2 separate regions of the Homo sapiens genome follow, and region 2 is linked to region 1. Evidence: read pairs that join two places in POLR2A ChIA-PET (ENCODE). Cell type or tissue: GM12878. All regions are shown on one strand. Links, peaks and the distances in the headings refer to the core of each region. The heading gives the core; the rest is flanking DNA. Region 1 overlaps NIFK-AS1 (NIFK antisense RNA 1). Region 2 has its middle 35 kb from the start of LINC01823.

The links. Peaks named below come from ENCODE experiments on the same cell type or tissue, not always from the same donor. Only the 100,000 strongest peaks of a DNase experiment are listed, where the experiment ranks them.
Region 2: POLR2A ChIA-PET joins it to region 1 with 10 read pairs; 2 of 35 experiments call an interaction of 5 or more read pairs at or near these places.

Annotation. Positions count from the first base shown.
Region 1 is chr2:121,693,112-121,708,255 of GRCh38, forward strand. NIFK-AS1 (NIFK antisense RNA 1) reads left to right here. Exons shown (of 4, transcript NR_037857.1): 3 at 12,657-12,796. It also overlaps the pseudogene LOC124906186. Among named protein-coding and RNA genes, the nearest start is that of NIFK, 36 kb to the right of the region's middle. RefSeq lists enhancers at 6,587-6,706, 6,864-7,363. In GM12878, for the core only: no CTCF peak of the experiment used is centred there; a DNase peak (open chromatin) is centred at 6,470; H3K27ac peaks cover 417 bases.
Region 2 is chr2:121,818,216-121,833,359 of GRCh38, forward strand. No RefSeq gene overlaps it. Among named protein-coding and RNA genes, the nearest start is that of LINC01823, 35 kb to the left of the region's middle. In GM12878, for the core only: no CTCF peak of the experiment used is centred there; no DNase peak of the experiment used is centred there.

The sequences.
Region 1 (15,144 bases), core at 2,542-10,541:
CTACTATTCCCCTTTTAAAACAGGAACCAACCCTGCATTTAATTTTATGAAGTCTGATTTATTTATTTATTTATTTATTTATTTATTTATTTAGAGATGGAATCTCATTCTGTCACCCAGGCTGGAGTGCGGTGGCGCAATCTCGGCTCACTGCAACCTTTGCCTCCTGGGTTCAAGCGATTCTCCTGCCTCAGCCTCCCGAGTAGCTGGGACTAAAGGTACCTGCCACCACGACTGGTGAATTTTTGTATTTTTAGTAGAGATGGGGTTTCACGATGCTGGTCAGGCTGTTCCACTATGTTGGCCAGGCTGGTTTCAAACTCCTGACCTCAGGTGATCCGCCTGCCTCGGCCTCCCAAAGTGCTGGGATTACAGACGTGAGTCACTCTGCCCAGCCGAAGTCTTATTTATGAACAAAATTTGTGTTATTAAAAAGAAAGTAGTCAGGTACGGTGGCTCATGCCTGTAATCCCAGCACTTTGCAGGGCTGAGGCGGGTGGATTGCCTGAGGTCAGGAGTTCGAGACCAGCCTGGCCAACATAGTGAAACCCCATCTCTACTAAAAATACAAAAAATTAGCTGGGTGTGATGGCGGGCACCTGTAATCCCAGCTACTAGGGAGGCTGAGGCAGGAGAATCGCTTGAACCTGGGAGGCGGAGGTTGTGGTAAGCCACGATTGCACTCCAGCCTGGGCAACAAGAGTGAAACTCCGTCTCAACCAAACAAACAAAGTAGAAAAAAATAAAATTTTCTCTGTCTCATTATCCAAAGATAACTAGTATTAAAATGTCTCACTGTATACATTACTCTTGTTTTTTTTTTTTTGTTTTTTTTTTTTGTTTTTGAGATGGAGTTTCACTCTTGTTGCCCAGGCTGGAGTGTGGAGTGCAATGGCATGATCTCAGGCCACTGCAACCTCCACCTCCCAGGTTCAAGTGATTCTCCTGCCTCAGCCTCCCGAGTAGCTGGGATTACAGGTATGCGCCACCACGCCTGGCTAATTTTTTGTATTTTTAATAGAGACAGGGTTTCTCCATGTTGGTCAGGCTGGTCTCGAACTTCCAACCTCAGGTGATCCTCCAGCCTTGGCCTCCCAAAGTGCTGGGATTACAGGCATGAGCCACCACGCCCAGCCATACATTACTCTAGTTTTAACACAGCCATCATCGAACTCTATATTAAATACTGAGTTTAGTTGTTTTCATTTATTTCAACAATAATCATTTGGCTTTATTATAATGAGTTTTTCATGATTACAGTACTATTTCACAGTACTATTCTCCTATAGTTGAGTGTTTTAGTATCATTTTTTACATTATTAATAATATTGCAATTGGTATTTTGGTACAGAAAGCTTTTATTGTACTTAGAATTATTTCCTTAGGCTAGAGTCCCAGAACAAAGATCAAAAAGTACAAACATTTTTAAGGTTCTTGACACTTTAAAAATGACTTTCCAGCAGGGCACGGTGACTCATGACTATAATCCCAGCACTTTGGGAGTCCAGCAGTTTGAGAGCTGCCTGGGCAACATAGCAAGAACCTGCCTCTGTTATTTAAAAAAAAAAAAAAAAGATTTAAAAAATTACTTCCCAAAAGCATTTGCTAGTATACATGCCCACTGGCAATATAAGTCTCTGTCTCTTGTAATTATTTTTTGAAAATATCTGCAATTTATTGGGGTGGAAGATTTTCTGAGGTGGTGTCATATTTTGGGATGGTGTGTCCCGAGCCCCAACAGAACATATTCTGAATCCAAAACCTCAAAATTGGCTAAGACCCAAAATGTTGGTCATTTGCATTTGGCAGATTAAATGAAACAAATCACCTTTCCCCCACTGACAATTCCCCATCAGGGATCACCAAGGGCCAGAAAAAGGCCAGGGACTCTGGTAGAAGTCGGGTACAGTGAGGTCATCGCAAATGGCTTTTTTCCGGGCTCTGTCACAACCTGGGAGAATATTCCTAGGGATGACAGAGCTGGGGAGGGCACACCCAGATTCTGTTTCTTACCCTCCTTCCGGCACTGCAGGTAAGAACTGTGGTTTTGATCTGTAAATGACTTGATGATGAACATCTCCAGTGGAAGTGGGCAGTCTAGGCCGAGGCTCACTAGGGGAGAGAGGCAGGCCTGAGGGAAGGTGAGAGGCACCAATGTCAGCATGACAAAGGATACTCCTCTGTCGCAGCAAGGCTTGGCAAGTGCCTCCCACAGCAAAAGGCTTCTACAAAGCTGGCAGCATCCAAAAGTCAGCATCAAACTTAAGCAAACAGAAAGAGGTTATTTAATTCCCTTTAACTAATGTGTATCTATATGGGTATATATATATATATGTGTGTGTGTGTGTGTGTGTATATATATATATATAAATGTTAAGAGGGGTTATTTCTGAATTTCTGAGATGATGAGTCATCTTTATATTCTTCTTTATACTGGTATATTATTTGTAAATTTCTAAAATAAACAACTACCATTTTCAAATTGAAAACATCCAGACTCCATAAATCATTGTAAAAATACTTTAAGTGAAAACTCAATTGGAAGGAAATTCTAGTTAAATATGGCAGATGAAACATCAGAATTTATTTCTTCTTCCTACTTGAAACATCACTAATGTTAACAAAAGTATTAAAGCAGGCATAAATCCAAAAGACAAAGAAATAGGAGAAAGAAGATGACAATAGCTTGGAGATGTCCACAAAGTAGAGGAAGCCAAAAAGTAAGGCACAGAGAACTAGCACTACACAGAGAAAGCTGCCGCTGGCCAGGCGCTGTGGCTCACGCCTGTAATCCCAGCACTTTGGGAGACTGAGGCAGGTGGATCACAAGGTCAGGAGTTCGAGACCAGCCCAGCCAACATGGTGAAACCCCATCTCTACTAAAAATACAAAAATTAGCTGGGTGTTGTGGCGTGCACCTGTAATCCCAGCTACTTGGGAGGCTAAGGCAGGAGAATTGCTTGAAGCCAGGAGGTGGAGGATGTAGTGAGCCGAGATTGTACCACTGCACTCCAGCCTGGGCAATAGAGCAAGACTCTGTCTGTGGTGGGGGAGTGGCAGGGAAGAGAAAGCTGTTCCTTATGGCTGCTGCAGGGCCTGGAAGTCGAGGAGTCCAGTGGGAAGGAACAGGCACAGGGGAGGGCAGGATGGGGCTAACAGCAGGACTGCTTGTTAGTCTGTTTAGAAGCAGGCTGTGCCCCATAGAACAGGGCCTGACCCATCTAGATGCTTAATAAACATTTGTTAATGATGCTTAATAAACATTTGTTAATGAGTGGGTGAAAGGGTAAAGGAATGGCCTTCCAGTTGGAACTGAGGCCTCTCTGGTTGCCCTGTTGAGAGGGCACATCAGAAGAACCTTTCCACATTGAGACATTGAATCTGTGCCCCCAGGGCCAAGACCACATTATGGTACTGGCACTCAAGGGCTAAATGCACACGCACCCCGTGTTCAGTGTCAAGCCTCCCTTGGTGTGGCTGCTGCTGCTGCCCCCTGCCCTCAGCCCATAGGAAGAGCCCAAGGAAATGGCTGGGACAGAGGGAAGAGGAACAGCTGGGGCTGGGAAGCAAGGATGAAACTTGGCTGACTGCACCTTCAGTGCAGACCTCTGCATGTGACCCTGTTCCTAAGCCCAAATGCACAGGGGCCTTGAGCATCTGTGGACGGGACACCACGGAAGCACGCACGCCCCTCTCCTTTCCTGCTGGAGGATGGACCTCTCTCTCCCAAGCCAGGCTTCCCTGCCTTCAATGATTCTGGACGAGCACTGCACCAGCCACTTGCCCTAGGGAGGGGATTGTTTCACAGACCCTTGACACCTAACAAACAGTCCTGCTCCCACCTAGGGGGACCCACATTTATCAAATACTGTCTTTAATTTACACTGGTTGCATTCTCTCTGCCAGCCTGTGAGGAAAAACCATTTTCCCAGTCTGAGGAAATGGAGGCTCCGATAAGCTAAATAACAACCCCCAGTCCAGTCTCTGCACCTGGGCCTGGCAAAGATTCCTCCGAGAGCTTTCCAGATTCCACACTTGCTGACTGTGGCTTCCTCTAGGCAGGGCACTGGCTAGCCCTGGGGACACTCAAAGGTAAATGGGCCTTGTTTTTTCCTTCCAGGAGTTTGCTTATCTTAGAAGAGACTGGAAAGTAGCCAAGTGGCTACAGAGCACGAGTCAGAATAGGGTCACTGTTGTAGGAGCACAAAGGAGAGAAAGAAATTCAGGTAGGGCTGGCAGGAAGAGTTCAGGGACCTTTCTAAGGAAGGAGAACTCCTGCTGACTCTTGGGAGAAAGAAGGGCTCTCCAAGCAGTTTGGCAAGGAAGTCCATCCGGTGCAGGGGGACACACGTCAGTCATGGTCAGCTGGGACAAGCTGGAGGGCAGCCTCAGAGGCTAAGGGCTGGTAGGGCAGGGGCTGAACCTTAGGCAGCTTCCCTGGCAGCACTTGTAGTCCAGCTTCTAGGAGGCAGAGTCTGGGTGGGAACACCTGAGGATGAGGAGGTATTAGAGCAGAAACCAGAGCTGGGCAGCGGGAACAGAGAGGAAGACCAACAGGAAGGACACTGCTGAGGGAAAGACAGAAGACTGTGGACAGGGAGAGGGCAGGGGAGAAAGGCCCAAAGGAGGCCCTGCCTTCGGGCCACCAGGAAACAAGAGGCACCCTATCCTGTTCTGTAGTGGGTGGGTTTTAAAGCTCTGTGTGTTAATTTCCTATCCAAAAGTCCTTTTAAAAAATAGATCATAATCCCAGCACTTTGGGAGGCTGAGGCGGGTGGATCACCTGAGGTCGGGAGTTCGAGACCAGCCTGACCAACATGGAGAAACCCTGTCTCTACAAAAAATGCAAAATTAGCTGGGTGTAGTGGTGCATGCCTGTACTTCAGCTACTCGGGAGGCTGAGGCACGAGAATTGCTTGAACCCGGCAGGCGGAGGTTGCAGTGAGCCGAGATCATGCCATTGCACTCCAGCCTGGGCAACAAGAGCAAAACTCCGTTTCGAAACAAAAAAATAGACCAACGAGGCTAGGCTCGGTGGCTCACGCCTGTAATCCCAGCACTTTGGGAGGCCAAGGTGGATGGATCACCTGAGGTCAGGAGTTCGAGACCAGCCTAGCCAACATGATGAAACCCCGTCTCTACTAAAAATACAAAAATTAGTCGGGCATGGTAGCACACACCTGTAATCTCAGCTACTCAGGAGGCTAAGGCAGGAGAATTCTTGAACCCGGGAGGCGGAGGTTGCAGTGAGCCGAGATTGTGCCACTGCACTGCAGCCTGGGAGACAAAGCAAGACTCCGTCTGAAAAAAAAAAAAAATAGACCAGTGAGTGGATAAACAAAATGTGGTATATACATACAATGGAATATTATTCAGCCTGAAAAAGCAAGGAGATTCTGACACGTGCTACTACACGGATGAACGTTATGAACATTGTGATAAGTGAGATAAGCCAGACACAAAAGGACACATCCTGTATGATTCCACTTACATGAGGTCCCTAGAGTAGTCAAATTTGTAGTGATAGAAAGTAAGATGGTGGTTGCCAGGACCTGAGAGGAGAGGGGAACGGGAAGTGAGTGTTTAATGGGCGCAGAGTTTCAGTTGGAGAGTGTGAAAAAGTTCTGTGGATGGGTGGTGGTGATGGTTGCACAACAGTGCGAAGGTACTTAATGCCACTCAACTGCACACTTAAAAATGGTTAAGATGCTACATTTTAGGCTAGGTGCGGTGGCTCATGCCTATAATCCCTGCACTGTGGGAGGCTGAGGCAGGTGGGTAGCTTGAGCTTAGAAGTTCAAAACCAGCCTGGGTCCAGGCACAGTGACTCATGCCTGTAATCCCAGCACTTTGGGAGGCCGAGGCAGGTGGATCACCTGAGGTCAGGAGTTCGAGACCATGCTGGCCAGCATGGTGAAACCCCGTCTCTACTAAAAATACAAAAATTGGCCGGGCATGGTGGTGGGCGCCTATAATTCCAGCTACTCAGCAGGCTGAGGCAGGAGACTCGCTTGAACCCAGGAGGCGGAGATTGTAGTGAGCCAAAATCATGCCATTTCACTCTAGCCTGGGAGAAAGAGCGAGACTCTGTCTCAAAACAAACAAACAAACAAACCCCACCAACCTGGGTAACATGGTGAAACCTTGTCTCTACAAAAAAAATACAAAAATTAGCTGGGCGTGGTGGTATGCACCTGTAGTCCCAGCTACTTCAGAGGCTGAGGTGGGAGGACGGTTTGAATCCTGGAGGTGGAGGCTGCAGTGAGCAGAGATGGTTCCACTGTACTCCAGCCTTGGCAACAGAGTGAGACCCTGTCTCAAAAAAATATGCATTTTAGGTATATTTACCCCACACACACACATACAAATAGGCCAGTGCAAGATGAGCCAGAAGAGAGCTGCTTCGTTCAGTCTGAGTGACTAAGAGTGATGATGCCATCCACCCAGACAGGAAGCAGACCGGGTGAGCGGGTTTGTGGGGAGAGATGAGGTCAGCTCTCAGAGGTGACAACGCTCCTAATGATCAAACCCTCAGTAGAGGCCCACTGTGCCCGCATGGGAGGTGCTTTGCCCCCACCTCCCTCAGCCTTGCAAGGTGAAGGCTCTTGCTTTCATTTCACAGGGAAGCTAACGGTGTTTAGCCAGTATGACCCAGATTTGTCCAGCCCACTGTGCCTGTCTGGGTTCGGGTGCTGAGGGCCATTCCTTGTGATGCGGCCAGCAAGCAAGGGGCGACCTGGAGCTGAGAGAGGAGGTGAGAGTCAGAGGAGCTGCAACATTTCCTGCACTGAGATCCTGGTAAAGCCACAGGCATGGCTTGGCCCCCGCAGGAAGGAAGCAAGAGGGAGAGAAGGGGGAAGCCCTACATGTAAGACACTCTCTCTACTGAGTCCTGCCGATCACAGCAGCTCCTCCTGGAGAAATGTCCACCCCAGTGTCGCCAAGTTAAGACCTCGGCCTTGCTCAGCACCTGCCCAGCAGCTGATGCTAGGACCTCTGCCAAGCATGAGGAGAGGAGCCAGCTCAGAGTGACTCATTGTACATCAGCCTGGCTCCATGGATCCGGATCAACGCCCTGGACCTCACCTGGCAGTGAGGAACCAGTGGGAAGAGAGGTGCGTGCTGGACTCCACTGGACAGCACGTAGTCTCTCGGTGGAAGCAAAGACACCAGCCTTGCACCGAGCCAGCCCAGCCAGGGAAGAGTGGAGAGGAGGCAAGGCTGGGGGCTGGTGGGTGACTGTGTAATTCCCAAGCCAGGTGAAAATCTGTACAGGTTTTGAGGAGGAGGTCACTTCTCAGCTCCAAATAATAGAAGCATCCAGAAGGAAATAACCAGAGGCTTCTGCCAATTGATCTGGAGACTGGGAAAAGGTCCCACAGTTATTAATAACCTCTGTGTTCTGGGAACTGATTTCATGCACCAGACAAAGGGATTAAAAAGTTGCTGGTGAAGGCAAAGTGGTTTCAGCCAAAGCTCTCCTTTCTGTCTCCCAATAAATGAGCATTTTTCTCCACAGAAACCCTTAGAGCTGATTGGCCCTTTGACAAATCTGGTGAGCTGGGAGCTGTGTGGCTGATTGGCATATTTTGATAACCACTCTGTCGTCGTGAAGCACTTTCTTCCGGCAACCCCCATTTCACTCGCTCTGAGTATGGGGGTGAAAACAGTTGCTTCTGTAGCTTCTGAAAAAAAGCTGAGGATGGAGCCCACTCCTGGCCTGAGCCCTTAGAAGCATGTCCTATAGGAATCCTGGAAGAGAGACACTATATTAATTAATCCTTCAAAGTTAATGCAATGAACTTCAACTCGTACAACAGAGTTGTGGTGATGCTGTTACACAGCTGCCCTTCACAGGTATTGGGCCCACTCAGTAAGGGGATACAAATAAATAGGTTAAGATCTGAGAGACTGTTAGAGAGACGGCTTCCTGTAGAGACAGTGTTAGAAACCACAGTCAGGGCTGGGCACGGTGGCTCACGCCTGTAATCCCAGCACTTTGGGAGGCCAAGGCTGGCGGATCATGAGGTCAGGAGTTCAAGACTAGCCTGGCCAACATGGCGAAACCCTGTCTCTACTAAAAAAAATACAAAAATTAGCCAGGCGTGGTGGCAGGTGCCTGTAATCCCAGCTACTCGAGAGGCTGAGGCAGGAGAATCACTTGAACCTGGGAGGTGGAGGTTGCAGAGAGCCAAGATTGTGCCATTGCTCTCCAGCCTGGGCGACAAGAGACAAGAGCAAGACTCTGTCTCAAAACAAACAAACAAACAAACAAACAAACAAAAAAACCAAAGTCAGCACAGTTAGTTTGCTCACTTACTAAACTATGAGCAACTTGAAGGAAGGGTAAGTGTCTCACCCATATCCATACCCATATCTGACAGTGCCCATCAAGATTAGCTGCTTTGTAAATTAATAATAATTGAATGCTGTTGTGACATGGTGTTATTTCAAAAGACAACCAGCCACTACTTACAACTCCATTCCTGTGATAATATATTTCCTGGTCTCAGCCAAGGAGATAAGAACTGAAACTGCCTTTGCAAAATTATGACTGAGACAGTGAAAGAGATCTAACTTCACCGACTCCATCTTCCTTCTAACTTCTAAGCTATCCTTGTTCTTTCCTGGGCATAGGCTAAACTAACTTTGGGAGAAACTTAGTTTATAGTTTAAACAAAGATGGTAACAGCCCTTTCCCAAGCTGACCTCCTTCTTGCCTGAGGACTAGATTGCCTTTGTAGTACTAACACTAGCTACAAGATTAGAAATTGTGGTTTAGGAGTCATGCAGCTGGAGGCTACAAGATTCTGACCCTCCCTACCCTGCTCCTAAGATCAGTGCCTGAGATATTCTTCAGACCCTGCACTTGATGGATCAGCTGGCACCACCCAGATCAATAAACTGGCTCATCTGATCTTGTGGTCCCCATCCATGAACTGACTCAGCACAAGAAGACAGCTTCCACTCCCTATGATTTCATCTCTGACCTGCCCAATCAGCACTCTTGGCTCACTGGCTTCCCCTCACCCACCAAATTATCTTTAAAAGCTCTGCATGGCCAATGCTGGGCACGGTGGCTCACACCTGTAATCCCAGCACTTTGGGAGGCTGAGGCGGGTGGATCACGAGGTCAGGAGATCGAGACCATCCTGGCTAACACGGTGAAACCCCGTCTCTACTAAAAATACAAAAAATTAGTCTGGCGTGGTGGCAGGCGCCTGTAGTCCCAGCTACTTGGGAGGCTGAGGCAGGAGAATGGCGTGAACCCGGGAGGCGGAGCTTGCAGTGAGCCGAGATTGCGCCTCTGCACTCCAGCCTGGGCGACAGAGCGAGACTCCATCTCAAAAAAAAAAAAAAAGCTCCACTCCCCGAATGCTTGGAGAGACTGACTTGAGTAATAATAAAGCTCCAGTCTCCCGCACAGCCAGCTCTGCGTAAATTACTCTTTCTCTATTGCAATTCCCCTGTCTTGATGAATCGGCTCTGTCTAGGCAGTGGGCAAGGTGAACCTCTTGGGTGGTTACAGAAGTATCTCTTGTCTTTGTTCCCACCTGTTCCCATTGGTGGGATCCCCAGTCCCCAAGCACAGTCAGGAGCAGATCTTTGCCAGGCTCTGTGACTCACTCACAGCCCAACACGGGTCAAGTTCACAGTTCGTCTGTGCACTCAGCACATGCAAAGGTAAATTATTCTTTCCTATCCCTATTCCTGCAGCCCCTTTGTCTACTGATATAAATGTTGACCAGAGATTTTCTAACTCCCTCTCAAAGCCTCCAACCTAAATTACTGTAAAAGATGCTTAACTGGCCTTTGGTCCCTTTCAACCTATTTTCCTTTCTGCAGTGAGAGTGCTTTTTTTTTTTTTTTTTTTTTTTTTAAGACTGAGTCTCGCTCTGTTGCCCAGGCTGGAGTGCAGTGGCGCAATCTTGGCTCACTGCAACCTCCTCCTCCCAAGTTCAAGCGATTCTCCTGCCTCAGCCTCCGGAGTAGCTGGAACCACAGGCATGTGCCACCATGCTCGGCTGATTTTTGTATTTTTAGTAGAAACAGGGTTTCTCCATGTTGGCTAGGGTAGTATCGAACTCCTGACCTCAAGTGATCTGCCTGCCTCGGCCTTCCAAAGTGTTGGGATTACAGGTGTGAGCCACCGCACCCGGCCTGATAGTGCTTTTATTCAAACACAATTGGGTTTTAATTCAGCCTCTTGAATAGCTAGGGCTATGGGCACGTGCCACCAAGCCTGGCTTCTGGCAGATTCTTATAAACATACCAGCCGGGCACGGTGGCTCATGCCTATAATCCCAGCACTTTGGGAGGCTGAGGCAGGCGGATCACCTGAGGTCTGGAGTTCAAGACCAGCCTGACCAACATGGAGAAACCCCGTCTCTACTAAAAATACAAAATTAGCCGGGCGTGGTGGCACATGCCTGTAATCCCAGCTACTCGGGAGGCTGAGGCAGGAGAATCGCTTGAACCCAGGAGGTGGAGGCTACGGTGAGCCGAGATGGCACCATTGCACTCCAGCCTGGGCAACAAGAACGAAACTCCGTCTTTAAAAAAAAAAAAAGTAAACATACCTATGACCTAGCATTTCACTCCTGAGTTATCTACTCACAAGAAATGGAAGCGTTCGGCCGGGCGCGGTGGCTCACGCCTGTAATCCCAGCACTTTGGGAGGCCGAGGCGGGTGGATCATGAGGTCAGGAGATCGAGACCATCCTGGCTAACAAGGTGAAACCCCGTCTCTACTAAAAATACAAAAAATTAGCCGGGCGCGGTGGCGGGCGCCTGTAGTCCCAGCTACTCGGGAGGCTGAGGCAGGAGAATGGCGTGAACCCGGGAAGCGGAGCTTGCAGTGAGCCGAGATTGCGCCACTGCAGTCCGCAGTCCAGCCTGGGCGACAGAGCAAGACTCCGTCTCAAAAAAAAAAAAAAAAAAAAAAAGAAATGGAAGCGTTCACAAAAAAACCTGTACTTGTCTTTCACAAAAGTTTCATTTCTAATAGCCAACCACTGGAAACAATCCAAATGCCCACCAATTGGTGAACAAATTGTAGTAATCGATACAGTGGGACACTGCTTAGAAATTTAAAAAAAATGAATTACTGATACAGGTGACATAGATGAATCTCTAAAGCATTACACTAAATGACAGAAACTAGACACAGAACACCACATACTGTATTTACAAGAAAGAACAGAAAGGCAGAACCGTTGTTTCAGAAAGCCGATCAGTGGCTACCTGCAGCTGGGAATGGGGGAAGGGGCTTGACTGCAAAGGGGCAAGAGTGATGGTTGGAGTAATGGTGGTTTTACAACTGTATGGGTTTGTTGAAACCCATTGAATATTTTATTTAAAATTGGTAAACTTTACTGTTTGTAAATTATACTTAAATAAAGTTGATTTAAAAAATAAATAGGCCGAGGCTCAGTGGCTCACGCCTGTAATCCCAGCACTTTGGAGGCCGAGGTGGGCAGATCACAAGGTCAGGAGATCGAGATCATCCTGGCTAACATGGTGAAACCCTGTCTCTACTAAAAATACAAAAAAAAATTTAGCCTGGCATGGTGGCGGGCGCCTGTAGTCCCAGCTACTCGGGAGGCTGAGGCAGGAGAATGGCGTGAACCTGGGAGGCAGAGCTTGCAGTGAGCTGAGATGGCACCACTGCACTCCAGCCTGGGCAACAGTTCGAGACTCCATCTCAAAATAAATAAATAAATAAATAAATAAATAAATAAATAAATAGGCTGGGCATGGTGGCTCACTCCTGTAATCTCAGCACTTTGGGAGGCCAAGGCAGGCACTTGAGGTCAGGAGTTCAAGACCCGCCTGGCCAACATGACAAAACCCTGTCTCTACTAAAAGTACAGAAATTTTACGGGCATGGTGTCAGGCGCCTGTAATCCCAGCTACTCGGAAAGCTGTGGCCGGAATTGCTTGAACCCGGGAGGCGGAGGTTGCAGTGAGCAGAGATCACGCCATTGCACTCTAGCCTGAGTGACAGAGCGAGACTCCAACTCAAAAATAAATAAATAAATAAATAAAGTAAATAAAGCCATATAATAGTGAAAAACCCACCATCTGAAAAAAGACTAAAGAAGTGATAGAGAATTGCACAGCGTGGAGGCTTAAGACGGCCCTCTGGAGGAATCAACTTCCATCCAACAGGGGCTGTGTTTGGTGCAGGAGAGGTAGCCTGGAGGATTGTTCTGAGGCTGTGGTTCTTAAACTTTGGTTGCCATCAGGACAGCTTGGGAACTTGGGAAAAAACAAAGGCCCAGGCCCTATCCTGCTGCCATGAGCCTGGGCCTCTGTGTTCTTGTCAGGCTCTTTCTTAGGCCGTGACCATATTGGACTTCCCTGGTTTCCTCTAAGTCACACTGCCAGTTCCTCCCCAGAGCTTTGTGTGCGTTCTTTCCCTTCCTGGAAGGCTTGGGCCCTTTCCTGCCGCTGGGGTTGGGTTAAGTCCCCTTATCATGTGCTCCTGGCTTAGTGCGCCTGCTTTCCATAGCACACAACTTATAATCACTTGTTTGGCATCTGCCTTCCTCATGGGATAGTAAGCTCCATAAGGACAGGGCCCAGGTCACCAATGTGTGGAACGGTGCCTGACACACTGTTCGTTTATCTGTTCTTTGACCACGGTCCTGAAGAAATGCCCAGGAGGATTGACGAGATTGAGGTCAAGATCGTGGCCCAGTGTGTGGCGCTCCAAGCCAGCTCTTCCCCTTTCAAAACCAGAAAAGCCGCATGTTTAGATCGCTCTAGGAGATTCATCTCCATTACGATACAGGTGGGTAATGAGTTTCCCTCATAAACTTTTTTTTTCTTTTCTTTTTTATTTAATTTTCACATCAGATATGTAATGTGCCAAGGTAGTAACAAGGTTTGAGGGAGGCACATCTCACACGAATGTGAAAACTCAAAAGATCTAAACTAAGTTTTGAAACAAATCCACAAGTGGGTTTTTCCTCCACAGGGTAAGATTTTCTCCACATGTTTTGACTTGGGTGCATGGGCGTTGCCTTCCCTGCCTGTGGCCTTCAAAAGACCATGGGTGCGAAGTCCAAGCTTTGACTCTTCTGCCTATGATTCTCTGTCAAATGAGAGGCCAAAATTAAAACCACAATGAGGTATCACTAAACACCCACTAGAGTGGCTAAAATTGAAAATTCTGACTATACAAAATATTGGCAAGGATGTAGAGCGACTGGGACTCCCATACATTGCTGTTGGAAATAGTTTGGCAGGTTCCTATAAAGTTAGAATAAATTTATCATATAACCCAGAGATCCAACTTGTACGTATTTATCCAAGAGAAATAAAAACATATGTTCATTCAAAGCCTTGTATATGAATATTTATAAGTGCTTTATTAATGATAGCATAAAACTGGAAGCAATTAAAATGTCTATCAGCTGGTGAATGGACAAACTGTGCTTCATTCACCTAGCAATAAAAAGAACTACTGATGCATGGATGATGGTCTGTGAAACAGAGAAAAATGAGTCTATGCTGTATGATTCCATTCATATGAAATTATAGAAAAGTTTAGCCAGGCGTGATGGCAGGCGCCTGTAGTCCCAGCTCCTTGGGAGGCTGAGGCAGGAGAATCACTTGAACCCTGGAAGGGGGAAGTTGCAGTGAGCTGAGATTGTGCCACTGCACTCCAGTCTGGGTGGCAGAGTGAGACTCCGTCTCAAAAAAAAAAAAAAAAAAAAGAAATCATAGAAAAGACAAACTATAGGGTCAGAAATGAGATCAGTGGTAGCCTGGAACCAGGGGTTGTGGGAGGAGATTGGCCGCAAAGGAGCATGAGGGAACTTTGGAGTGATGGAATTATTCTGCATTTTGATTGTGGGGCTGGTTGCACAGGTGTATGTATTTGTCAAAATTCATTCAACATCTGGTCATGGTGGGCTCACACCTGTAATCCCAGTGCTTTGAGAGGCCAAGGCGGGCAGATCACCTAGGTCAGGAGTTTGAGACCAGCCTGGCCAATGTGGTGAAACCCCGTCTCTACTAAAAGTACAAAAGTTAGCCGGGCATGGTGGCATATGCCTGTAGTCCCAGCTATTCGGGAGGCTGAGGCAGAATTGCTCAAACTGGGGAGGCAGAGGTTGCAGTGAGCTGAGATCACACCATTGCACTCCAGCCTGGCGACAGAGCGAGACTTCGTCTCAAAAACAAACAAAAAGTTTGTTTTGTTTTTAAGGCCTACTTCAATGCAAGCAGAACAAATTTTTAATCTCCGAAAACATGGCTTTTGAAAGGAAACAATAAAAACTCTGCCACTGGGCTAGTGTTACCTGCTTAAAGGATCTGGTGGCTGAATGAAGGTCATTATATCATCAGAGAAAGCCCTCACTTCCTGACACAGTAGCATCTGTGAGGAACAATTAATTGCAACCCTATACCCCCCGCACAAGTGATTTTTATGGTCTCACAACCCCAGGTTGTTAAAATGAGAGGTCAACATCCCTGCTGGTTCGTGGGAAATTCTTCATGGACACATACCTGCCTGGTGATGTGTTGGTCATTTTTCCATTTAGCAGGCAGCTGTGGGTAACGTTTAACCAGGAAAAGAGAGGCTAAATTATGCAAGACATTTACAACGTAAAGAGGGGAGAAACTTCCGTCTGGTCACACTGGGGGTGGCAAGAGTACATATGGACTTCCTCGCGTTTTACCAGCAAAACAGGTGCCAAACATCCCCCGTGGGCTTCTGAGAGCCCCTGCTCTCAGCTTGCTGAGACTTTTGGAAACTGTTTGAAGGCTTCCAAACACCTGCTAACAGGAAGACAAAAGAGTGAGGTTTCTATTTTATGACTTCATCAGGATGATAGGAATGTTCTTGAGTCCATTGCAGCACCTTGCTCTGACCACACCAGCAGGGCGGGAGCAGGGGTGGCGCTGGCAGCAGGCCTCTTCCCACCACTGCTCTTGAGCTCATCTCTGATGGTATCATTCCCAGCTATTTGTTATAAGTTTTTCCTCTTAAACCTACAATTGTTTCAAATCTGCCAGTTTATCTTTTTTTTTCTGTTTTCTTTCCTTTTTTTTTTTTTGATTCATTCAAATATTTATTAAGCAGCTAAGGAGATACAAAGGCGACTTAAAACATTGTCAGAGGTGAGGCAA
Region 2 (15,144 bases), core at 4,507-12,506, 130 kb after region 1:
GGACTTTCTGGCTCTGCCACTCCCATTTCAGCATCCTCAGTTTCCTCCAGCCATCACAAGTGCTGCGTGCCAAGATTTTTGGGTCAGCCTCCTGGCTCCCATTCTGGACCCACAATTAAAAATTGACAAGAGAAACCCCCTGCCCCTTTGCAGGTCAGCCCTGGGTTCTGCAGCCAGGAATTCAGCTTCAGGCACCATCCACAGGGATGCCTGGGAGGAGAACACGGTTGTTTTCCACAACATCAACCTCTAAGAGTCAGGGATGCTCCTTAACAACCTGCTGTGGATGGACCAGAAATTTATTTAAGCCCTCCCTGAACCTGTTTATGTTTCATTAAACTCTTTTATTGATCCTCTTAATTTTCCTTTTGCTGATTTACTCTGGGCCTTGACTTCACACCCCTCTCCCTGGAGTTCAGGTTTCAAGGGCTTCCAAAGTGTGTCTGTACCCCAGGCCCCAGCCAAGGGCCAGAGCTGCAGAATGGGCCTTCTGTGCCCTTCTGCCACCTTCAGCAACTTCCTCTTTCTGCTCTTCTAGAACCCACAGGAAGGTCAGGTCTGCCTCTCCCCTGCCTCCATTCAACCTTTGCCTTTTAAATGCTTAACCCCAAACAATGAGTCTTTGGTGGAGAAATTTCAGACTGCTATTATCTAGTGGTAGAGATGTTTTGGGGCGGGAAGACCTTTAAACTCCACTTTGTATGTGGCTCTCTAGTGGCAGAAATAATGTTCATTAAAGCCACAATCCATTGAGAGGGTGGGGAGGTTGGAAGTTTGCAGAATGACTGCTGGACCAGCTTGGGAAATTTACAGATGACCTGTTTCAATCCATTCTCATTTGCTCACGCAAATTGGGTTCCGTTTATACTTGGCATTGGAAAAAAGAAAGAAAGAAAATGAGGGCTTGGTATGTGGCTGTAGCAGACAGAAAGAAAAGGCTTGGTGACCATGTGGTGTTTGCCATTCTGTTCATTAGACCAGGAGAGAGGTTTCCTGGTCCTGCTCCTCTGGCGTGGTTACTTCTCTCTCCTTGGTATATTTCCTTTCCAGCACCATTTAGGAATGGGGTTTCTAATTAGGGGAAAACTTAAAAAAAGTTGATTAAAATATAGTTTTCTTTTTCTATTGATTTATCTAAAATCTTTATGTATTTGTAGTGGAAGGGTTTTGTGTTAGCTTACTTCACCATTTTGCTGAACTAGAAATTCTCTGCTTCTATTTTTCTAAGGAAAGAAGTACATACACTATTCAGTAAGAATATTTTTCATTGTTTATTTTTTAGTTTCAGTACTTTTAGGGGTACAGGTGGTTTTTGGTTACATGGATGAGTTCTTCAGTAGTAAATTCTGAGATCTTGGCGCAACCATCACCCGAGCAAGTGTACACTGTACCCAATATTTAGTCTTCTATCCCTCACCCCCCTCCCAGCCTCCTCCCGCTCAGGCCCCACAGTTCATTATCACTGTGTATTTTTGTATTCTTATAGCTTAGCTCCCACTTATAAGTGAGAACACACACAGTATTTGATTTTCCATTCCTGAATTACTTTGGTAAGAAAATTCTTAATACAAGGCTGATCAACCCATGTTGCCTTTTTTTCTTACTCTCTCAAAGTTACAACCCAAATTGAAAAATACAAGCTCTTCTCCAAAGAGGTGGACTGATCCCTAGACAGGGGCTAAGAGGCCCGTCTTGACTCCCCTCTCGTTTCTGTGTTCCAGTTCACCAGCCGTGTTCCTGCGGGCCTGAGCCGCTCTGGTCTGCTACAGGCCACCCGGCTTGCACCTTCCCTCCCTGAGGCCCTGATTCTTGCTTCCTGACTGTGAACTTCCTCCTGTCATTTACAGCTGGCTGTGCTTCACATTGCACACCTGGTGGGGTGGGGTGAGGGGGTGCTTGAAAATTGCAGACACTGTAGATCAGGAGAGTGACTGTTACAATTTTGGCAGATGGTAGGGAAGTGTCTTGTGGGAACCTTTTTTGTAATTTGCACCAAGTCCCCATTTGGGATAGTGTTGGGGCTGCTCAAATATTTCTTTAAGTGTGCTCTGTATTGATTTCCGTGGAGTTTTGCTTCTTCAGATACGCTCTGTTAATTGCTTCTGTTAGGTAGCGGCAGCAGCAACAAAAACAAACATTAATGAACTCCTAATAACATCTATTATTAATTGCTAACATTTACTAAGTGCTTGCTATGGACCAGACATTGTGCTAGATGCTTTTAAAATACAGTGTTTTGTTGTTGTTGTCATTGTTGTTGTAGAGACGGGGTCTCCCAGTGTTGCTCAGGCTGGTCTTGAACTCCTGCGCTCAAGCGATCCTCCTGCCTCAGCCTCCCAAAGTGCTGAGATTACAGGCGTGAGCCACCACACTTGGCCTTTAACTTACTTCAACCTACAAGGCAGTGCCAGTGTGAAACCCATTCTACCACTGGGTGCCAAGGTGTGACAAGGCGATGTAACTTGCCAGGCACTGCAGAGCAGAAGTGATGGAGCTGGTATGAAGCCTCCAGCTGTTTTACTCCAAACCCATGTTTTCTTTCTGCTGTACTGGGTCCCTGGGTTCAGAGATGAAGCAGCTCTCAGTCATGTAGGACACATTCAAGCCAACTGTTCCCATATAAGGAGCTACTGGCTATGCTGGGGTTCCCCACCGGGCAGTGGGATCCCAGGAGAGGGAGAACTGCAGTAGCTGAGGGTGATCAGAGGATGCTTCACAGAGGAGGGGACTTGTTCCTTTACCTGGGTGTGGCTTCCACTCTTTTTCATCCCCTACAGCCCTGCATCTCTGCCTGAGTCTGCCGCCTCTGTTCCTGGGTGCGCTCAGGGTTCAACATGGCGGACACTGGGGAAGATTATATTTTCCAATGGGCTGGAAGGGTGAACTCCTGACAGGGATGCAAGCTGAAAAACAAGCTCTTTACCAGATAGAAAATGGACACATGGTGATGCTTCTTGAATAATTCCATTCAGCAGCCTCCTGGGATCCGTCGCCCATGGTTTTATAAATGGTCTATCTCACAACCCACTCTCAGATGGGCCACCTCTGCCCCTCAGGCTGGCCCTGGCTGCATCTACAAGTTCTATGAGTCCCCAATTAAGAAAACAATAGCTCTCTTTTCACTGAAGCCCAGAGCTGTCAGAGTCCTTTTCAACACAACAAGAGATTCATCAGCTTCCAATCAAGGAAAATTAATTTATGTTTGTCCCAGTGTCCTGTAGCATTGGATTTCAAATAATTGTAAACAAAATGAAAAAACTCAGGCAGCTCTCTGTTTCTCACTCAGTTCTCACCGTCAGTGGGAAGCTGCTCACATAAGAGAAATAGTTGGCTGTCCTTAAACTTTGGAAAACACCACCAAGGAACCGTGTGGCTTGATGCCACTGGGCTTAGTGTCAGGAGGGTTGAGTCTTGGTGGAGGTAGGAGCATCACCCAGTCAGTGGATGACATCACCACCACTTGGTGACGTATTGAGATGCCCCAGGGGACAGAAGGAGTGGAGCCAGTGACCTCAGCAGGCACCGAGAACACTGTTTTAGGGGCAGCATTGCTAGCCATCCCCCACAAGAGGACATGTGTTGGAAACAGCACTGTGATCAGGGTTCTGGATACCATCCTGCCTCTACCAGCGAAGTCAAGTAGCCCTGGGGGCTTCTGCTTTCCCATCTGTAAAGTGAGAAGATCAGCCTGTAGCTCTGTCCAGGAGATGCCCACAGCCTTGTCCCTATGGCTGTATTAGTGCTGATTCAGCTTTTGCTGTCTAGAAGCCTACAGGCCTTTTTTTTTTTTTTGAGAAAAGACTCACTCATGAAGCAAGAGAACAGTATAAAATGATGGATAATCCACTGTTAGTTTGGGTGAGGGAGATGGAAGATGCAACCGCTTTTCAAAAACATTCAAAAGTATTTTCTTTAATTTCTGAGTGGTAGGGAAATTGGGTATATTTATTTTATCACACATTTTATTATTTATTTTATTTATTTGAAGCAGGGCCTCATTCTATCACCCAGCTGGAGTGCAGTGGTGTGATTATAACTCACCGCAACCCTGGACTCCTGGGCTCAAGTGATCCTCCTGCCTCAGCTCCCTGAGTAGCCAGGACTACAGGTGGGTGCTACCATACCCAGCTAATTTTTATTTTTATTTTTAGTAGAGACAGGGTCTTGCTATGTTGCTCATACTTGTCTTGAACTCTTGGCCTCAAGTGATCCTCCCACTTTGGCCTCCCAAAGTGCTGGAATTATAAGTGTGAGCTATAATCTGTGCCCAACTTTTTATCACACATTTTTGCATTTTCTAAAAGAATTACAATCACATGTAAGGCCTTATGAAATCCTTGTCTACCCTAAAGTCATAAAGGTTTTCTCCTATATTATTTCATAGAAATGTTGTTTTACCATTCACGTGTAGATCTACAATTCATTTGGAATTGCCTTTTTTTGGTATGGTGTGAGGTAGGGGTCAAGGTTTATTTTTGCACTGCAGCACTATTATTGCTGTAAATCAGGTGTCTGTATGTGGAGGTTTCTCCTTTGTCTGATTAGTCTGTTTGTCTATCCTTGCGCCAATACAACACTGTCTTAAATGTCACAACTTTCTTAAGAAGGTCTTGATAATCTGGTAGTGTGAGCCCTCCAACTTTGCTCTTTCTCAAAACTATTTTGATTATTTTTTGACTCTTTTCATTCCATATACACTTTAGAATAAACATCAATTTTCACAAAAACACTTGCTAGGATTTTGACTGAGACTTTATTGAATCTATGAATTCATTTGGAGAGAGTAGATATGTTGATAAGATTAGATCTTCCAATAATATATCCAACTTCAGAGCGTTGGCTTTTACCAATTCCCCTGGGGCATCATTTAGCTGAGAACCAAATTTTATGTGACTTTTTTAGCCTGGGGGTTCCAGACCAAGTTGGGTGGGATAAATTTGAGCCCCAAATCTATATGAAGTCAGATTTGTGTTCATGAATTCCCAGATAACTATTTTATTTATTTACTTTCCACTTCAAGTCTAAGCTAAAATTTCTTTGTCATCCACCTGAGTTGGTGAGAATTTTTTCTTTTCTGGTTTGTACTTTTGTTCTTCATCAGACCCACTCCCTGTAAGCATCAATCCCCAATCCCCCGGGAGTTGCGAGCTCATGCCCCTTCCTGAATCCATCCTCCTGGCCAGGTTTCACAGCAGAAGCTCAAGGATTTTCTTGGCCCCTGGGGAGTTCTATTTCCTTCTTTCAGGGCTCTGTCAAGATTGAAAAGGCTGCTTACTATATTTACCCAGCATTTCATGGTGTTTGTGCTAGAAGATGGTGTTCTCTGATCAAAATTTCAGAAAAGGTGTTGTTCTGAGTAGCCACAATATAAGCACAGAGATGGGTCCCTTTTTCAGTTTGGGATATCTTTCCCTTCTTTGGTTAGCAGAGCGTTGTTCTTGGTTCTGACCAGGAAGCCTTGGGCATTAGGTACTCCTTAGCAGAACAGATGTGACCATGTATGAAGCCACCAAGTGTGAAATAGTCTCCCTGATAGAAGAGACCATGCCATGGGACTTCCTTCCACAGGACGTTTTATTATCAGCTGGCCCACCATCTTCAGTCTATTCTCAGCTTCCGTCTTCCTCCCCTTCTCATTGCCTCACTGTGGGGCATTTTGCTATATTTTCATTACCACCTTTGAGGGATATCAGCCCTCCTGGGGAGCCCTATATTTCTCATGAATAACTTCTGGTAATGAGGGTAGAGAGAGAAGGTTGATTATTTAAAAAAATAGAAAAAAACAGCATAAACTGCTGCATCTGAAGATTGTCCCTCACCTAACCCTACTTCTCACTGAATCCTTCTGGGGCATCCAGGCAGAAATAATTCTATCTATAAGTAACTACAGATAAAATTGTTAGACACTAACATAGCATTTGTGAATTAATTAAACCGGTGTAGGTATCAGGATGTCTGACTCTGTGTCAGGCACTGTGCTAGTGCTGCATAAGACAGACAGGATATACAAAAGAAATTATTCTGAGGCTTGTTAAAATGGCAAGGAATATTTTCTTCAAGGCTATGATAATATGGGAGGGAGATGGAACTCAACTCCAAATACAGCAGGGACAAATGGGGATTTGTAGGCCATGGGCAGGGTGAGGGAGTGGAGGGAAGATCACTAAGACCTTTGATCAAGTCTCAAGGGTGGAGGAGGAGGAGCTCATTTGGCCAAGTTGGGGAGGGTTTCAATAACCTAGCTCAGCAAGATTCTCCGCCAAAACCGGATTCGGTTATGAGGCTTGGACAAAGCCTGCTTGAAAAGAGGGCCAGAGGAGGCCGACTGAAGTTTGGGCAAGGAGGGAGTCCTTGTCATGGGTCCCTGATCTCATGGAGGTGTGAGCCATGGGATGCAAAAGGTGGGCCTGGCACCACCTTGAAATCCCTGCTGTAGCTTTGTTAGGGATGCCCTGACACTAGGTCCTGGGGTCCTCACTGTGGGGCATTTTGCTATATTTTCATTACCTCCTCATAGGGATATCAGCCCTCCTGGGGAGCCCTATATTTCTCATGAATAACTTCTGGTAATGAGGGTAGAGAGAGAAGGTTATTAGAAAAAAAAAAATAGAATAAAACAGCATAAACTGCTACATCTGCAGATTGTCCCTCACCTAACCCTACTTCTCACTGAATCCTTCTGGGGCATCCTGAAGTCTCACCAGTCACTTGAGGGCAAGCCATATGTTTTCTTGGATCTGGAAGCCTTTAGCATCATCCTCACTTGGTCTTCCATGGACTCCCAGGGGAAGCTTTACCATTCATTACTTGTCAGTTGCTGACTTAGTCCCCACACACTCCAGATGCCCAGAAAAAACACCTGCATTTTTCTTCCCAAGGCAACCAACATCTGTCCCAGCCCTGTCTGTTGCAGGAAGCAGCCTGTTTACTCCCTGTAGCAGGGTAGGAAAGAGTATGTTACAGCTGGCTGTCCCTCGGTGCCAGTCCAGGGCCACACTTCACACACATCACTGGCACCTCCTCTTTGCAAAGGTGCCCAAGGTCCAACTACAATACCTTGGTTATCTGGGGTAGGAGCATGTGCACTGTTAGCCATTCACACTTCAAGTAGAAAGAGTGACCTCTATTAGCTTAGAGGAAAGTCATGCTGAGAGAGTAGGAGAGCTGAATGCAGCAAAAGTCAAAGGTTAAGAGAGTCCTGGAGTGAGTGCAAGGGTGTGTGCACCTGTGGGCACACACATACACCCAGCCGTAGAGGTGGGACGCAGCAGGCCTGCATTACCCTTCCGGGATGTGTGGTGAGAGGATGGGGAGTGATTTTATTTGTTCAGCAAACATGGGAGCACCTGCTCTTCATTAGGGACTGTGCTGGGTGCTGCAGTCAGGAGGAGGAGGAGGAGGACATGGTCACGAGATATACAGGAGCAGGAGCAGGGGACAGTTGGAGGGACAGACAAGGAGAGACATGGTGTGCTGGCAGAGATTGCACAGGAAGTGGTGGGAGGGGACAATTGTACCTGAAGGGTGGGGCCAAGAGGGGCTCAGCCTCTGAACGAGTATTCAAGCTATGCAGTGTTTGCCAGGCAGGTGGAGATGCAAGTGGGAAGGGCATTTGAATGGAGGGAACAGCATGAGCAAAGTGCAGCTGTGGGGCTCACTCTGGGAACCGTAAGTAGCTTTTTGTAGGCAGGGAGACCTTTGGGCGTGAAGGGTAGAGATGGGAGACAAAGCTAGAGAGGCCCAGGAACTTGGAAACTGTGTCAAGTAATTTCAGATTTAATCACGCGGGAAACAGGGACCAGGAATCCGGCAGCTCCGAAGCTTGGTTCAGGATTCTGTCCCAGGGGCACAAGCTGGCTCATCTTGAAGCCTCTGTCCCCTCTCTCCACTTCTAGCACAGGGCCACTGACTTCTTTTCTAGAGCCACAAGTATTTCCCAGACTCTGAGCAGGAGCTGCACGCTGATAGGGAATGCGAATGAGTCCTTAGTTACCACCCACATCCCAGAGATGGAGCTAAGCCACTGAAATAACAAGCTGTTTCTCCCTTTGGCTCTTTCTGAAGACTGTGCACTACCCAGGGCCATTCCTGCCATTACTCACAGAGCAAAAAGCTGCTGGGGATAAATGAACTGCACCTCTAACCTCGGTCTGGCTCTGCACCCAAATTTCCCTGCAACTCCCCCAGATCACTGTCTTTCTGAAATGGGGGCCTTTTGCAGCTCCTCACCTGATGGATGGTGTGGGCAGAGAGGGAGCTGCGGCCTTGGAGTCCAGGTTCCTTGGCCTGTCCCGTGGCCTTTGTATTTGCCCTTGATATTTATGATGCTGCCAATTACCCTGATCCATTCAATTACCCAGAGCAGCAGTCACTGAACCTCCCCAGGCTGTGAGATGCTTGGAAAGCCACAGATATGATGACCACAGGACAGGGGAATATCAATTTTGCTTCCCCACAGTGTCCCCTCTGCCTAAATTTCTATCCTAGTGTTATAGCAAGAATAATGCCTGGAGTGGTGATTCTCAAGCTGGGGTGATTTTGTACCCCAGGGGACTTCAGCAATGTCTGGAGACATTTGGGGTTAATAAAACCTGGGGGCTGATACTATTGGTATATAAAGGGTAGAAGCCAAGGATGCTGCTAGACATCCTGCAATGCACAGGACAGCCCTGACAACAAAGAACTATACAGTACAAAATGTCAGTAGTGCTGAGGTTGAGAAGCCCTGATCTAGAGCACTGTGGGATACTCCACTTGTATAAAATTCCCTTTTTTTTTTTTTTTTTTGAGTCTTGCTCTGTCACCAGGCTTTAGTGCAGTGTCGTGATCTCGGCTCACTGCAACCTCCACCTCCCGGGTTCAAGCCAGTCGTCTGCCTCAGCCTCCTGAGTAGCTGGGACTACAGGCGTGTGCCACCATGCCCAGCTAATTTTTTATATTTTTAGTAGAGATGGGGTTTCACCATGTTGGCCAGGCTGGTTTCAAACTCCTGACCTCAAGTGATCCATCCACCTCGGCCTCCCAAACTGCTAGGATTACAGGCATGAGCCACTGTGCCGGGCCTAAAATTCTTTTCAATGGCCTTCTGAGCAGTCTCTCTAGTGCTTCTTATTCTTTTCTCTTGGAAGGGCCTTTCAATCCTAGTTCATCTGGCAAACTTCCATGCATCCTTCAAAACCCATCTCAGGTTCACCTTTTTTTTTTTTTTTTTTTTTTTTTGAGGAAGGCATCCCTGGCCTTCCAGAACCTGACTATGAGAGTTAATGATTCCCTTCTCTGTCCTACTTCTGTACTTGCACAGATTTTGAATGCAGATGCTTTTAAGCTACCAGTACTTCATCTCTATGTCTGTCTCCCCTATTCTCTTTGAAGAGAGGGATCCTCAGGTCCCAAGTCCTTGGGAGAATAGCTGAGGAGCTCACCACATTCAGGAACCAAAGTTAAAAAAATATTGGCTGGGCGCAGTGGCTCATGCCTGTAATCCTAGCACTTTGGGAGGCCGAGGTGGGTGGATTACTTGAGGTCAGGAGTTTGAAACCAGCCTGACCAACATGGTAAAACCCTGTCTCTACTAAAAATACAAAAATTAGCTGGGTGTGGTGGCAGGCGCCTGTAATCCCAGCTACTCGGGAGGCTGAGGCAGGAGAATCGCTTTAATCTGGGAGGTGGAGGTTGCAGCGAACTGAGATTGTGTCACTCCACTCCAGCCTGGGTGATAGAGCAAGACTCCATCTCAAAAAAAAAAAAAGTTAGAAAAATATTAAAAACATGAATGAAATTCTTTCTAAATTGAATTACATAAACCTCAGTCTTTCTAAACAGATTCTCTTTACTGGGTTTCCAGCTCCAAGGGCCTCACACAGTAATTACTTAAACATTTGTTAAACTGAGTTGATAATGAAAAGGAGAGAGGGTTTTACAACATGCAAATGGTCAGCAAATGGAAGAATCCCTGATGAGCACCGAGGATTTTCATTACTTGTTAAGGATTTGAGGTTTGGGTCTTTTCGTGTTGGTTTTATAACTTTTCTTGGTCAGATGAACTGTAGATTTGGAAGGTGTGTGTGTGTGTGTGTGTGTGTTTGTGTGTGTGTGTGTGTGGTGAAATGGTAAATGGTGCCAAGTGGCTCCTTCTTGGAAACGAATGACTCATTTCTCTTTTTTCATGCCAAGCAGGTGCAGAGAAAATGTTCACCCTGAAGAAATAAGCAATCCTAAATATAGGCTTGCTTAATGAGGGATGAATATTGCTAAGTAAAGAAGGCTGTGTTTTAGATTCCATCATTCCTGAAGCTCCAGCACTCCTCCACGAGGGCTCGGCAGGGATATGAGGCTTCTCGGGGGAAGGGGGATGATTTTCATTCCGCTTAACTATTTCCGAGCCATAGCTGAAGTGAGCTTTGCCTCCGCACCTGTTTCTGCGGTATGAATTGATTCACACGAGCGCGACAAAGGGGAATGATGTCAGTAATATGTGTGGCTCATTCACCTTCGTTTTGAAGTTTGACGTCATGTGGCGGTGGGTGAAGCAAGCTTTCTCCCAATGAAAGAAGAAGCCTCAGGGATAGAGGAAAACCTTAGGAAAAAAAGCTCAAAATCCTTTGCCCCAGTGGAAGCAGAAGGGCTTCCTTTGAGTGGCACCCAGAGTGTGCTGGGGCAGGCTCATACGCGCTCGTGGGAGATGATTATTAAATGCTCAGGAATTTTGCAAGCCAGTTGTTAAACTCAGCCATTATTAAAAATTAAATTATATAAGCTTCAATGATATAAACTCTATTTTAATTTTTTCTTGTCTTCTTTTCTTTTTTTCTGAGACAGTCTCTTTCTGTCGCTCAGGCTAAGTGCAGTGGTGCAATCACGGTTTACTGCAGCCTTGACCTCCCAGGCTCAAGCGATTCTCCCACCTCAGCCTCTGGAATAGCTGGGACTGCAGGCTTGCACCATCATGTCTGGCTAGTTTTTGATTTTTTATAGAGATGGGGTCTCACTATATTGTTCAGGCTGGTCTTAGAACTCCTGGGCTCAATCTCTCAAAGAGGTGGGATTTCAGGTGTGAGCCACTATGCCTGGCCTAAATTATATTTTAAAAAGATAACAAATACTCAAAGCTCATCACTTCCCCATTATTTTGCTACCATATAGTGAATGCCCTGGAGGTTATTTCCATTTACTGTGGCTGGGTGGTTACAGAAATACTGTGTGTGCTACTGTGCATCTCTCCCCAGTTTTGTGTTCCAGTATGTCATTGGTAGCATCCTGTAAATGGGAGTATTTACACCACAGAAATTGGCAAACATACAACTTGGGGCTTTTCTCTCTTTTCCAGAGAGCCAGTTTGTAAAGCTTTACCAGTATATCACTGTGTAGACCCATGGGGCATGTGGAGGCCGGGAGGGTGCAGTGGGGGAGGGAGTCCTGAGGACCCAGATTTGGCAGAATGACTTCTGGGAGTGGCCTTTCAAGGCGGGTGAGAGGGCACCACTTTCAGTAGCCAATGTTAAAAAAGAAATGAAGAATATTTTCATGGAAAGCTTTCTGGTGTGGTGACATAAACCCTTGTCTTCCTATACAGGATACACCAGGTGTAACGTAATCCTTTCTCAATGACCCAGGGACATCATTGTGAACCCCATGGGTGTGGTGAGTGGTGCTAGTGAAGGGGGATTCTGAGGTTTGGGAACTCCAGGAGGGCAGAGTTCTGCTGCGTCACCACCAGCCTCCTAGGGATTAGCACAGTGCTTGGCACATAGTAGGCACTTAGGGACTGTTTGCTGGAAGAAGGCGTCATGTTGGGTGTTTTATCCGCATACAAAGTGGCTCTGCACTACTGTGTGGCCTTTTTTCTTCTTCTCTTTTAGAGACAGGGTCTTGTTCTGTCACCCAGGCTGGAGTGTAGTGGTGTGATCAGGGCTCATTGCAACCTTGAAATCCTGGGCTGAAGCGATCCTTCTGCCTTAGCCTCCTGAGTAGCTAGGACAACAGAGGCACACCATCATGCCTGGCTAATTTAAATAATTTTTTTTTTTTCCGTAGATACAAGATCTGGCTACGTTTCTCAGGCTGATCTTGAACTCCTGGTCTTGAGCTATCCTCCTTCACTGCCCCACCAAAGTGCTGGGATTACAGACATGAACCACCTTGCTCAGCCTTTAAATTTTTTTTTCAAAATTTTATTTTAATTAATTATATTTATTTTTAAAGAGATGGAATCTCGCTCTGTTATCCAGGCTAGAGTGCCGTGGTGTGATCATAGCTGACTGCAGCCTTGAACTCTTGGGCTGAAGCAGTCTTCCTCTGCAGCCTCCACTATGTGGTTGTGGTCTTTGATGAGGTGCTGGGCTAAATGGCAGCAGGAATGAAAAAGGGACACATTTGAGAAAGATTTAGAGAGTAAGATAGACAGGACTTAGGTGATGGATTAGATATGGAAGGTGAAAAGTGGAAGATGAGTATTAATTTTGTATTTTTTAATTAAAAAATCTCAAACATACAGTAATGAGACTGGTGTAATTAAATCTATCACCTCGACTTAATCATTTTTTACCATATTTGCCTCATCTTCTTTATTGAAGTATTTAGAGTAAATTAGAATCATGTTGACATTTCAACTCTAAATACAATAGTACCCCCCTTATCCTCTGGGGATATGTTTCCAGATGCCCAGTGGATGCCTGAAACCACTGATAGTACCAAACCCTATATACACTATGCTTCTTCCTATGCAGTAATGAGGGCAGAGGTGGGGAGGGGAGGGTAGTGTTTACAGCGTGGATATGGTGGACAAAGGGATGATTCACATCCCAGGTGGATGGAGCAGGACAGCATGAGATTTCATCATGCTACTCAGAACAGTGTGCAATTTAGAACTTGGGAATTGTTGACTCCTAAAATTCCAATTTCCATTGTAGACCACAGTTGATTGTGGGTAATTGAAATGGAGGAAAGTGAAACCTCTGATAAGAGGGGACTACTTTAATTAAGCCTACATCCCTGACATCTCCAGTGTCACCAACACCAGTTCATGGGATCATTTTCCCCATTATCCCCAAAATATATTTTACAGACTTTGTTCAAGGGTTTCTGTATTTTAGGTTTTGCGGGTCAAGAGACAAAATCACAGGAGGCTAAAGATTTTTACATTTTACATTTACAAATCTAAAAATCATTCTTAGGGCTGGGCATGGTGGGTCACGCTTGTAACCCCAGCACTTTGAGACGCCGAGGTGGGCGGATCACCTGAGGTGAGGAGTTCAAGACCAGCCTGGTCAACATGGTGAAACTTCATCTCTACTAAAAATACAAAAGTTAGCTGGGCTTGGTGGCATGGGCCTGTAATCCCAGCTACTCAGGAGGCTGAGGCAGGAGAATCGCTTGAACCTGGGAGGTGGAGGTTGCAGTGAGCTGAGACTGCGCCACTGCACTCCAGCCTGGGCGACAGAGTGAGACTCTGTCTCAAAAAAAAAAATTTCTTAGCTCATGGACCACACAAAAACTGTTGGTGGGCTGATCTTAGCTTCCCGAGCCCTGATTTGCTGACCCCTGCCTTAACACTTGCCTGGGATAAAGTGGGAACCTTTCCTGGCTCCTTCCTCTTCCCCGTCTGGCTTCCCTTACTCCCTGACAGGTTTTCCCCAGGAGCACGCCTTCATAATTCACTTGTTCACAAATTCTCATCTCAGAGTCTGCTTCTGGGAAACGTGACCCACCAGACGGCCTGATGCTGCTGGACTCTTGCGCTGGAGCTTGATGGGAGGCAGCTGAGAGCAGGGCCGAGACCACTCCCTCCGAGTCCCTGGCAGACCGAGGAGCTGGATCCTGCTTGCCTGCAGGCTCCACGGAGAGTGGGTGGATGGGTGTGACTGGCTGGGACCTCAGTCTCCAGCCCAAGCCAGAGATGTTGTCATCAGACAGATGTGGAGAGAGGCCCATAGTTAGGCTTCGGTTGGGAGATATGGTGAATTTCCTGAGGGACCCTGTGTCTCTTAATTGGAAGAGCATGAGGCTAGGAGAGGGCTGCAGCCTCCTGGGCAGTCATGCAAGGGCAGCTGTTCTCTCTCCCACCCATCCCCAGAGGGATGAACATTGGGAAGGGGAGAGAAGGTTAACAAATCAGCCCTGCCCCAGGCCCCCGACCAACTCCAAGGCCCATGAACCTGGCCTATGCTGGAGGAGGGGTGGACAGGGAGTGCTTTGAATAGAAAATGAGATTGAAGCTGTAAAATGAACAGGACTGAGCCTTAAAAACCAGAATGAGATTTCTTTAATTAACTGAAATGACCACAAAATTATGGAATCCAACTGTGATGTCATTAAGGGAGCTGCTCCCCCATGGGAAGTGGTGGTGGGGTTGTGTGTGAGCCCAGCTGGTGGCGGATACTGAGAAAAGGAAAGCTTCCTGTGCACACCCCAGTGCACAGATGAAGAAGGAAGAATGAAATGGAGCTCCGGTGCAAAGTGGCATGCAGATTTCTCCAAACTGGGACAGTTAGCGGCTCCAGTGACATCGTTAGAAGTTACAGGGAAGGACAGAGAGATGCTGTGGGAAAATGGAGATGAATGATGAAGATCTGGAGAAAACAGATGTGGAAGGAAACAGATGCAGCCAGGACGATGAGCTTCTCCTCGAAGCTGCCTGAAAAATGATGGTTTCTATGGGATCCAGGAGGAGGGGTGGAATAGTGTGGCTTAGAAAGTTAGGGAAATTGAAATGAAGGTGAAGTTCCACCGTCATCCATCACGCCAGCGCGGTGTGGGACCCCTGCCTCCCTAAGCCGGTTTATTAATGATCCAGGACAGAGAGCCCAACAGTGCCTTTGTTAAAGTCACAAATGATCCTGAGCTGGGAAGCCTTGGGAACCACGGTGGGGAGGACTGACAAATTAATACCCAAATTAGGAGGTTGAAAATATATGCGTAGCAAAGAAAAGAAACTTTCCCTGGGAAAAAGAAAACCCAGTAGATACTGAATGACTGACTCTGTGCCTACTTAAGAGAAGAAAATTCCCCTAGCTGAATTCAGTTCTTTAAAAAGTTTGTGTGGTTTTAAAAACTGCTACTAAGTTTTTTTCAAAAATTGATTTTTTCTAAAAATCAATCTAGTGCTCTTTTTCCCCTCCCCTAAATCAGTGCACGTAGACACTCAAC